Regions from separate parts of the Homo sapiens genome. Here region 2 is linked to region 1. A link is a contact called in ENCODE Hi-C or POLR2A ChIA-PET data. All regions are on one chromosome and are shown on one strand. Each heading gives the region's core, a stretch centred on a gene start or an enhancer-like site at or near the end of the contact. The rest is flanking DNA. Distances are from core to core; before and after follow the strand shown. Region 1 overlaps MAP3K5 (mitogen-activated protein kinase kinase kinase 5). Region 2 holds the start of ABRACL (ABRA C-terminal like).

The links. Hi-C counts contacts between places; a loop is a spot of excess contacts on that map. ChIA-PET counts read pairs that join two places held with the same protein, here RNA polymerase II (POLR2A). Pooled maps may share reads with other maps.
Region 2: a loop to region 1 is called in a pooled map, with 4 times the contacts of the local background. The contact joins the promoter of ABRACL here to the enhancer-like site in region 1. A Hi-C loop is called at or near these places in 2 of 50 pooled maps. POLR2A ChIA-PET finds 5 or more read pairs at or near these places in 2 of 52 experiments (OCI-LY7 and naive thymus-derived CD4-positive, alpha-beta T cell).

The regions. Positions count from the first base shown.
Region 1 is chr6:136,760,859-136,766,479 of GRCh38, reverse strand. The region is part of intron 1 of MAP3K5 (mitogen-activated protein kinase kinase kinase 5); the gene reads left to right. LOC124901410 (a long non-coding RNA gene) reads right to left here. Exons shown (of 2, transcript XR_007059786.1): 1 at 4,235-5,621; 2 at 2,441-2,639. Among named protein-coding and RNA genes, the nearest start is that of MAP3K5-AS2, 20 kb to the left of the region's middle. RefSeq lists enhancers at 1,701-1,750, 2,421-2,530, 2,811-2,860. Within about 2 kb of position 1,944, at least 7 of the 41 ENCODE cell types and tissues checked have a DNase peak (open chromatin) inside an H3K27ac peak, as active enhancers do; they include OCI-LY7, where a contact is called at or near this core.
Region 2 is chr6:139,025,517-139,030,605 of GRCh38, reverse strand. ABRACL (ABRA C-terminal like) reads right to left here and starts at 1,861. Exons shown (of 3, transcript NM_021243.3): 1 at 1,731-1,861. RefSeq lists silencers at 668-858, 908-1,277, 1,538-1,697 and enhancers at 78-897, 720-1,014.

The DNA of each region.
Region 1 (5,621 bases), core at 695-3,194:
ACTTCAGATAACCTACCCTTCTATTCATGACCCTGAATGAATTCAGATAAAGCAGATATGAATTTGTAGAACTGGCAGGGGCCACAGCCTTGACCTACTTGGCTGTGGGATCAGTGGTGCCCAGCTATTCTGGTTTTTAAATTATGAAGTGTTTCCAGAGGTCATCCTTGTAGGCATTTCTTTACGGAGTTATTGCTTGGCCTTGTTCTGAAAGATAAACTAGAGCTGCAATTCAGAAGTTTATTCCATAGAACAGTTGGTGCAGATTTGTAGGCTTAGTGTTTATACACTCAGTCTCCAACTTCTCCCCAGGGTGGGAAGTGGAAGTTGGCTTGGGTTCTGGCTTTACCTGCAGCTTCCATGGTTTTATGCTGTACCAGATAGATTCTTGCACACCTCATGACCTGTGGTGCAGCTGGGATGGCTCTTTGGGAGTTGGGACAATTTCTTGGAATATGTATAATCCAAGCAAGTCCACAAATTATGTTCCTAGTGCAGGAATGGAAACTGTATATTTTATGACAAAATTTAGACTGTGGATCTGGGAGACCTGTGGTGTTTAATCTTGGCTCTGCCACTTACTATTTCTGTGTTCTTGCTTCTCTAAGCCTTAGTTTTCTCATCTATAAGGTGGAGATAAAAGCAGTTACTGCCGGGCAAAGTGGCTCACACCTGTAATCCCAGCACTTTGGGAGGTGGAGGCGGGCAGATCACCTGAGGTCAGGAGTTCGAGACCAGCCTGGTCAACATGGTGAAACCCTGTCTCTACTAAAAATACAAAAAAAAAAAAAAAAAAAAAATTAGCCAGGCATGGTGGTGGGCACTTGTAATCCCAGCTACTTGGGAGGCTGAGGCAGGAGATTTGCTTGAACCCAAGAGGTGGAGGTTGCAGTGAGCCGAGATGGCGCCACTGTATTCCAGCCTGGGCGACAGAGCGAGACTCTGTCTCAAAAAAATAAAAAAATAAAAAAAGATAAAAATAAACAAATAAAAAATAAATACATAAATAAGTTAAATTAGCTGCTCACGGTGGTGTTTGCCTGTAGTTCCAGTTACTCAGGAGGTGGAGGTGGGAGGATGTCCTGAGTGTAGGAGTTTGAGGTTAAAGTGAGCTGTGTTTGCACACTGCATACCAAGCAGGGTAACAGAGTAAGACCCCAAAGACCTCTAAAGAAAACAGTTTCTGCTTTATAAGTATAGGCTTATTGAGAAAGTTAAATGAGATCATGCACGTAAGGAATTATGCACAGCGCTTGGCAGGTCATAGATTGCTGGAAGAAAAAGGACTTCAGAGTTTGTATAACCCATCATCTTATCTGATGCATGAATCTACCAAGAGGCTTTTAGATGTGCTTTTATTATGTTTCTGTACTGTCTTATACATTTGATTGGGGGAATCTAATGATGACTTCCTAATTTTTGTTAGGATACTGTATAAAAAGTTCTCCATTGCCGCACATTGGTGGCTACATGATAGAAGAGCATGATCCTGAAAACACACATGGTAATACTGATCCCCAAAGCAGATACATGTTCAGAGAGCTGAGAATTGACCCCGCAGAGTCACTTGTCCCAGCTTCTGAGATGCAGTGAGACAAACACATCAATTAGGGCCAGGAAGTGTGCCTTGAGTTTCAGTTCTGCCTCTTACATAATCTCTCTGCCATGAGAAAGCTGATGTCTTAGCATAGTTTTGAGCATTAACTGAGAAAATATATATTAAAGAAGCAGGCCTATAGTGGGTGCTTTGCTAAAATTTATATATTCACAGTGTGGACTTGTGATTTTGAGAGGTCTGCGTTTCATTTTTCTGTTGCGGCATAACCACAAAAAAGTGTAGTGGCTTCAAACAACAACCTGTTATTATCTCTCACAATTTAGTGGGTTGAGTGGGTTCAGCTGTGTGACTCTTCTGTTTCACATAAACTTGGTTGGGTCTGAAGCCATCTGGGGGTTTGACAAAGCTGGAACATCCAATAAGGTTCATTCCCATGACTGGAAGGTGGTGTGGGCTGTTGGGCCTCAGTTCTTTTCCATGTGGCCTCTCCACATGACCCGGTTGGACTTCTCTCATGGTATCTGTGTTCTGAGAGGGAGCATTCTATGAGTGAATGTTCCAAGAAGAAGGACATGGAAGCTATCAGTCTGTTAGGTTTTGATCTCGAAATTCTCAGAACATTATTTTTGTCTGCATCCTATTGGTAAAAGCAGTTACAGCACCAACTCAGTCTCAAGGGAAGGGGGGTAACTGAATGGGAGAAGGGGCATATGCATGCACAGGGGTAAGGACTTGATGGGGGCCATCTTTGGAAACATCTACCATGGTCTGAACATTCTTGCATATGTCATCTGGGTGTGCACATGTACAGGTGGCTGGCTGATCAGCAGGGCAGTAGCTTAGTCCATTTTCTGTTGCTTAAACAGGATTTCTGAAACTGAGTAATTTATGAGAAATGAAATTTATTTTGTACTGTTCTGGAGGTGGAGAAGTCCAAGGTCAAGGGGGCGCATCTGGTGAGAGCTTCCTTGTTGGTGGGTACTCTCTGCAGAGTCTCAAGGTGGTGCAGAGTATCACATGGCAAGGAGGCTAGCTTAGGTCTCATTTCCTCTTTAGTCACCAGTCCCACTCCTGCGATAACCTGTTAATGGATTAATCCATTCATGAGAGCAGAGCCATCATGACCCAGTCACCTCCTAGAGGCCCCACCTCTCAATACGCCCATATTGGAGATTAAATTTCACCATGACACTTGGAGGGGACAACTGTTCAAACCACAGCAGTAGCTCTGTGCCTGTTTTGCATCCATCAGATAGCCAAGTCATAGAGGGAAACTGAGGCCTTGAGAACAGTCATCAGATTTTGAAAAAGTAGCAATTGAAATTCAAAATAGAAGGTACCTGAATAGATTCAGCAAGAATAAGCTTTGCGTGAAAACTTTTTTTTCCCTCTGTAAATTTTCAGTTTCTATAGATAGGGTGGGTAGAAAACACACTGTCAGAATACTGCACCTGAGACTTTTTGCTAACCAGTCAGAAGAGCATATGCTTGTAAACTGACCTGTTTCCCCACATCTTTGGGCATATTGAGATTAAATGGTTGAACAGAGACAAGACAGCTAAAGATCTACCCTGCTGATGTTTGAAGTAGAGAAGGCAATGAACAATCTTGTAAAAATCCTGTTTACTCATCCAAGACTTCATCTTAGATGACTAGTTATGCAGGAAAACAGAGATGGTTACCTTTTAAAAAGATACACCAGGAGTTTGAGACCAGCCTGGGCAACATAGTGATGCCCCGTCTCTACAAAAAAATGAAAAAATTAGCTGGGCATGGTGGCGTGCACCTGTGGTCCCAGCTATTTGAGAGGCTGAGGTGGGAGGACGGCTTGAGCCTGGGAGGTGGAGGTTGCAGTGATCTGTGCCACTGCACTCCAGCCTGGGTGACTGAGTGAGAGCCTGTCTCAAAATAAATGAATAAGTAAATAATATAAAGTAAATAAAAGATACATAATGCTAACATGCATCCGGTATGTATTATTTCATTGCAGCCTTGGAAATAGGCAGCATTTGCCATTTTTATTCTCTAGCTGTGAAGAGGGCAAGGCAATGAAGGGGTGGATTCACAGAGAGTACAAGGGTAGCAATGGTGCTAGAAACCTCCAGGAGACTGGGAGGAGGAAGGGGGAGAGGACTTTCCCCAGGGGCAATGCAGACATTGGCATGTGGTTTGTGGACTGCTTTAATTCACCTGCAACCTGCCTGTCCCTAGAGGAGCTTGCAGCAAGCATTATAGTTTCCAGATAAAGACAGAGGACAGGAAGTGTACTTTCCCTGGTATAATTTCCCTCGGTGCTTTACCCTGTTTAATTCCACTTGGCTTTAGAAACTCAACTAGGAGTTTATTTTTCTTTTTATACTTTTCTTGAACTAAGCTCTCTTCCCCCCTTACCCTCACACACTCACTGTCTTATTTCTGATGCTGCCCATTGCTGAACCAGTTGAGGCACATGAGCCACCCTCTCTCCCTAATCTTTGTCCATGGAACACCTGAGGGTCATGTGCAAGCATGGGCAGACAGCTCTTGGCTGTGTATCCTATCAAATGTACTGTCTATATTTGGAAAAAGCATGGATTCCTCTACTTGGTGAACAAAACATTTACAGCTTTAACCGTACAAAGTCAGGAGCTCTGTTTTCTGTGTGCTCATTCCCATACCCTCTCCCTTCCCATTTACCTCTCTGTCTCTTCTCTTCTCTTCTCTTTCTTCCCATTTTTCCCTGGCTGGGCATCAGGATAGACTTCCCTTTCTTATTTTTGTCACTTACTCCAGACTGACAGTGTTGTTCTCTGCTAAAATTAGAAACAAAAAATATTTGCATAACTTTCTGTAGGGTCATGGATTTTAAATTTTAAAAGGCTGCAGAGTTCATTTCAAGATTATGTTGTTTCCTTTTTCTAATATTTGGTTGGTGAACAGACGCTCTACTCATTTTAATTTTCGGCAGGATTGCTGTCTGGTTAGGAGAATGCCCAGTCCTCCCCAAATGCGTTATATCTGCCTCAAACTTTTGACCTTTTCTGGTCTCAAGTGGGCCATTCAGTGGCTTTCCCTTCTTCCCTTCCTTCTCCATCGCTTCTCTGTGCTGTCGGAGTAGTTACTATGAAATTATCTTCTGATCAGTGCAGTTTCCTGCTTAGAGTTCACTGGGCTCCTGACCAGCTGTGGGAGGAAACTAAATTTGCTAGCACAGCAGCAAAGCCTTTTGAGGTTTGGCATCCATCTGCCTCATCGCAGCCCCTCTCACAAGGCCCCCTTTCTGTGACCAGCCCCAGCCGCAGGGTTGCCGGTCTTTTCTCTAATAAAGAGGTTGGGATCTCCTCACCCTGGTGCACATCTGTCCTTCTGTGCTTATTTTCCCATTTTCCCCTTTCAAGTTCTGTAGTTTTATTGTGTTGACAGTTGCTGGAACCACTGATTTGGGATGCGAGAACAATTCCCCCAGGCTCCTGGCTTCTTCCCAGGCTGCGTGGCATCCTGCAGGACAGCTCTGAGAACCTTCTGTCCTCCACACAGCCCTGCCCAGACACCTGGGATCTACTCTTCTGTCTTCCCACAGTGCCTGCTGCATGCACTCTTGCATTTTAGTGGCCAGCCTCCTGGCTGACTGTTCGTTTTTTTTTTTTTTTTTTTAAAGTTAGGGTCTATTTTCTTTATTCTTGTGCCCGTAGTGCTCACATGTAATAGGTGCTCTACAAGTATTTGTCCTATTCAGTTCTGGCTGCCATAATCTCCCATAAGCGAGGTGGCATATAAACATCAGCAATGTATTTTCTCACAGTTGTGGAAGCTAGAAGGTGCATGATCAAGGCACCAGCAGATTCAGTGTTTGTGAGGGCCCACTTCCTCATAAATAGCTGTCTTTTCTCTGTTATCGCATGGGGCAAAAAAGGAGAGGGATCTCTCCTCTCTGGAGCTTCTCTCTGGTTTTTTGTTTTGTTTCGTTTTGTTTTGAGACAGAGTCTTGCTCTGTCACCCAGGCTGGAGTGCAGTGGTGCAATCTCAGCTCACTGCAACATCTGCCTCCCAGCTCAAGCCATTCTCATGCCTCAGCCTCTCGAGT
Region 2 (5,089 bases), core at 612-3,111, 2.3 Mb before region 1:
AACAGGTTTAAAAACAATTGCTAGCATACATAATTTGACGTTTTATTTATTTATTATTTAGGAAGGAGAGGGACAAAGGGGGAAAAATACCTATTGTGACACAATCCTTTAAAGACCCATGGCCTTTTATAATAAGGACAGAATCCCAGGACTGCAGAGAGCAAGATGAAGAACAATGAAGGGGGCGGAGGGTGAAGAGAGGTTGATGGGTATAAACACAGAAGAAATAAGACCTGGTGTTGCATTGATCAGTGGGGTGACTATAGTTCACATTAATGGATTGTACACTTCCAAATGGCTAAAAGCAAGTTAAGTTGAATGTTCCTAGCATAAAGAAGAGATAAATATTTAGGGTGATGGATATACCAATTACCCTGATTTGGTTATACGAATGTAACACATTCTCACGAGTACCGTGAAACTATGTCTAAGAAAAAAAAAAAGAAAAGAACAATGAGGAGAGGTGAGAAGCAGAGCAAGTCTAAAGGGAAGAGCTTAATGGTGAGCGGCTGGACCAGAAGACAGGAAAAGGCTCCAGGGAAGGCGAGGTAGATGACGGCCAGGCACTCTAATTGTCGCAGAATCGATTTCGGCTTTGTGCGTGGGAAACACAAAGGAAGCGGAAAGTCGGAGGACTGGGCAGAACCCGAAACTCACCACCAATACACACTTTAGAATGTATTTAAGGACCCTCAGGGCATTGTTATTTTTCAAAAGTTTGGAGGCAATGCATGGAGATTTTCTAATATCCAAGGAAATAAAGCCTACTGGAATAGGTATGTCCGGAATCAGGAACCAACTTTACACACTCGGGCTGGGCACGTTTTCCCAGCCCTTCTTCGCAATCGCGGACAAGCAGCTGGTGCGGGTCAAAGGGTGACTGGGCTCCTTACTCCCTCCGGTCTGGGGCGCGCTCACTCCATATTTGGCCATTCTGCTACCAGCTTGGGGTTCTGCCTGGTAGAGGTCCCCTAACCCCGTGCCCTGCAGCCCATCATCACACGGTCACCGCCGGCACCAGTGCAGGGCTGGGGAGCGCGGGGCTGGGCCCCCCGTGGCGGGGCGGCACCGCTGGCGCCCGGGAAGGGCCGCGTCCCGGAAGTCTTTGTCTCCGCAGCTCCCGGCCCGGCGCCGCGGGTCTGCCTCCCCCGTGGCCCGGGCGCCCCGAAGCGCCGCGAGAGCGAGCACCCAACCCGGGCGACGAAAACGGACCCTGCCCCGGGCTCCACGAGCCCCTGGTGTCCCCTCACGACTCTGCACCCCCTGATCTGGAGCGCACAGAGCCGCACCCACCTCCGGCGCTGCAGAGTCCACTGCCCTGAGGCCACCACGTTCCTCGGGGCAGCCTCTCCTCTCGCCCCCAGCCCTTCCCCACCCAGCTCTGCAGAACTGGCTCCTGAACCACCGCCAAGTGCAAAGCCGACACGTCGCACCGCGGTAAAAATCGTTCCATTTCTGCCGGCTTCCCAGTCCGCCCCCGGCCGGCGAAACGTCACGTGAGCCGAGTGCGGAAGTCGACCCGAGAGGTGGGGGCGTGGGCGGCGCGCGCCCCACGGGACCCCAACCCGCGAGGTCTCGGCCCAGCCGGTCGCAGCTTCCGCGCGCCCTGAGCCCCCTCCCGGCCCCCTCCTGACCCGACTCTCACCGCAGCCCGCGGTGCCCGGCGGCGCACCACGGACACCCAGTCCATCCCTGCTACCTAAGCCACATCTGCCCGGGCGCTCACGCACCTCTCTGCGCGGTTTTCCTTCCCGCCGGAGAACTGGCGCCGCGTGGGTCTGGACCCGGTTACCTTCTTCAGTGCACTGGGGAGGGTGAGGCCAAGGAAGGAAGTGGCTGAGGCAAAGAGAAAGACGGCTGTGGAGGAGGAGGAGCAGGGTAGGGGGAAAAGTAAGTGTTTCTGCGCTCAAGAAAGGGGCCGCCCACACTCCCAGGGACAAGCCTATGAGGAGGAAACTCAGGGGAGGAGACGTCCAAGAAAGGGGCTGACTGCAGACAGGTGAAGCGCCCTGGGCTCCTAGGAAAACGGGCCCAGAGCCTGGATTACCTCACTTTTCCACCGTGCTACTCAGAGCCAAGGATCCCAGGATCTGCATCTGATCCTGGGCGTCGATTTCCTGATGGATTTCTCTCCCAACGTAAGAAACAAAGCGCCCTCAAATTGCTGAAGGCTGCTAGAAAGAACGTGGCATTCATGGGTTCCGGATGCCGGGGGCCTCCAGAAAACTACGACTCATGACTTAAAAATGGCTTAATTCGCAAAACAAAATGCAATCTTGAAAGCCAATTTGTCAGACTGCAAAGAAATTTTACTTGGACATAGATAGTTGTTGACCCTGGGTCAGTATCGGTTTCTTCCCTTGTTCATTCATTATTTCATACATTTAACTTCATAATTCAATTTATTCATGCTCCCTTTGTTTTAGTCACTGTTATTTTAATATATGCGTGTGTGAGAGAGAGATGCTTACCGTACCCAGAGAGTCCTTTTGGAAAGGAAACAGTTACCCAAACTATTTCTAGAGCAGGGGTTGCACAAATAACTACAAAAAACGTTCCTTACCCCCTCCCCACCCCCAGCCCAGCTAATTTAAATTAAGAGTGATCGCGTGACCCAAGAGCGCACAATCCGTGATGTAGTCATCATCCTGTGAGGTGACCTGGAGCAAACAGTTCTCATCAAACACGGACTCTGATAGTTAGTAAGCCAATCAGACACTCCCTTGGAAATGGAAAGTGGAGAATGCAGAGACGGAGCTGTCTGATGTAAGAGAAAGGTTGGAGCTAAGAGAGGGTAAGGCAGAAGGGGCCAAAATGGGCTTCGGATGCAAAACATTTGAGTAAGCAGAAACCAGGAGAATGTAGCAGCAGGTTGGGTGGAGGCACAAGTGGTAGAAGCCAGTCAAAGACAAGCTGAGACCAAGTGATGGAAGGAGAGCAACAAAGACCTGCTTCCCAGGGGCATGTGAGTGTTCAGTTCCCTGGGGCTGCACTGGATCCATCCACTTCCCACGCTTCATTCTAGTCTTTACGGTGAATACCTGTCTCCTGGGTGTGACTGAAGGAGTCTCTGTTCTGTAATCTTCAACAAAGGTCTGATTCTTCTAAGTGTCTCATGGCAGATAAAGTTTAAGGTGACTCCAAGATCTTTTCAGACCTATTTTTTTCTTTTACTTGTTTTATATTGTTACCAAAATGATTGAGGCCTATTTTTTTCTCACCAAAAGAAAGGTGAGAAGTTATAGTTTATATCTTTCACAGTCGACATAAGGCAAAAAATATATAATTCAAGAAAAATATATTTAGCAATTATCGAAGCAGGACCTCGCTATTTTGGCCTGTGACAGGGATCACAATTCATCAGTCAGATAATATCCAATGATAGGAATAATGAGTCTGGAGAGCACCGCTTCTGTTATGATTAGGTAATTAGTATTGCCCTAATTGCCAACCAAAGAAAAAGAAATAGGTTACTTTACCTAAAGAAGTAAACATCCTTGTTAATATAAAAATAAACTCACCCAAAAGATACTTTGTTTACACATGTGCTAAACTAAGTATAACACAAGCTTTATGTTAATCTATAAGGAATTACAATTTAAGAAAATTGTTTTGTCGGCTGGGCGCAGTGGCTCATGCCTGTAATCCTAACACTTTGGGAGGCCAAGGTGGACGGATCACCTGAGGTCAGGAGTTCGAGACCAGCCTGCCCAACATGGCAAAACCCCGTCTCTACTAAAAATACAAAAATTAGCCAGGCGTGGTGGCACATGCTTGTAATCCCAGCTACTCTGGAGGCTGAGGCAGAAGAATCACTAGAACCCAGGAGGCGAAGGTTGCAGTGACCCAAGAGCGTGCCACTGCACTCCAGCCTGGGCAACAGAGTGAGGCTGCATCTCAAAAAAAAAAAAAAAAAAAAAAAAGGAAAGAAAAGAAAAGAAAAGAAAAAAGAAAGCTGTTTTGATAAAAGAAATATTAAAAAATCTTAACTAATATTTTTCATATCCAATCCTAGTCCTTCAATTTCCAAATAGACTTTTGTTATCTATTCTTATTCCCTCAGGAATATCATCATGTACAATGTAAGCAATGTGGAAGTTTAACCTAAAAAGAAAATAATACAATTTATCAAATTAAAGAGTATTTAATATATTTTAAATAAATGTGCCAGCCACAAAGTGCCAATACTAAATCGTCCAAAGTAGCCCATGACCTGTCCTTTGTCAAACAGAACTGCAAGTAATGTACATTTGAAATATTAAAACAATCCTTATCCATGTATTTAATTGCATGCATTGTAATTTAATTGCATGTATTTAATTCGGACCAGCACTGTCCGAAGGAAATAAAATTGTGAACAACACGTCCAATTTAAAATTTCTAGTAGCCACATTTTTTTTAAAAAGGTGAGATTTATTTTAATAATATGTTTTATTTCACCCAGTATATCCAAACTACTATCATTTCAACCTGTAATGGATATTTTGAAATTATTAATAAGACATTGTACATTCTTTATTTCATACTAAATCTTGTAAGTCTATTTTGTATTTTACATTTACCCAACATTTCAGGTGCTCAATAGCCTTCTATGGCTAGTGGCTGCTGTATTAGACAGTGTAGCTATAGACAATTCCAGAATAAAGCGTTATATTATATGCTAATACTTTACTTAAAAACTTATTACATGTTCCTGGAAGGAGAAAAATAACACTATGATATTTAAACACTCATGGAAAATCGAAGTCATTATTTTAAAAATGCAGTTGTCTGCACTGTAATGAATAGAAAAAACTTTTCTATTTTTTCCTCTATCTTAGAGGATCTCTAGGATGGCAATTCCATCCTGGGTATATACCCAACAGAAAAGGGAGATACATTCACCAAGAGACATGTACAAAATATTCACAGGAGCACTGACTGTGCATATTTCTTTCTTCTTCTTCCTTTTTTTTTTTTTTTTTTTTTTGAGATGAAGTTTCGCTCTTGTCACCCAGGCTGAAGTGCAGTGGCGCAATCTTCACTCACTGCAACCTCGGCCTCCCAGGTTCAAGTGATTCTCCTGCCTCAGCCTCCTGAGCAGCTGGGA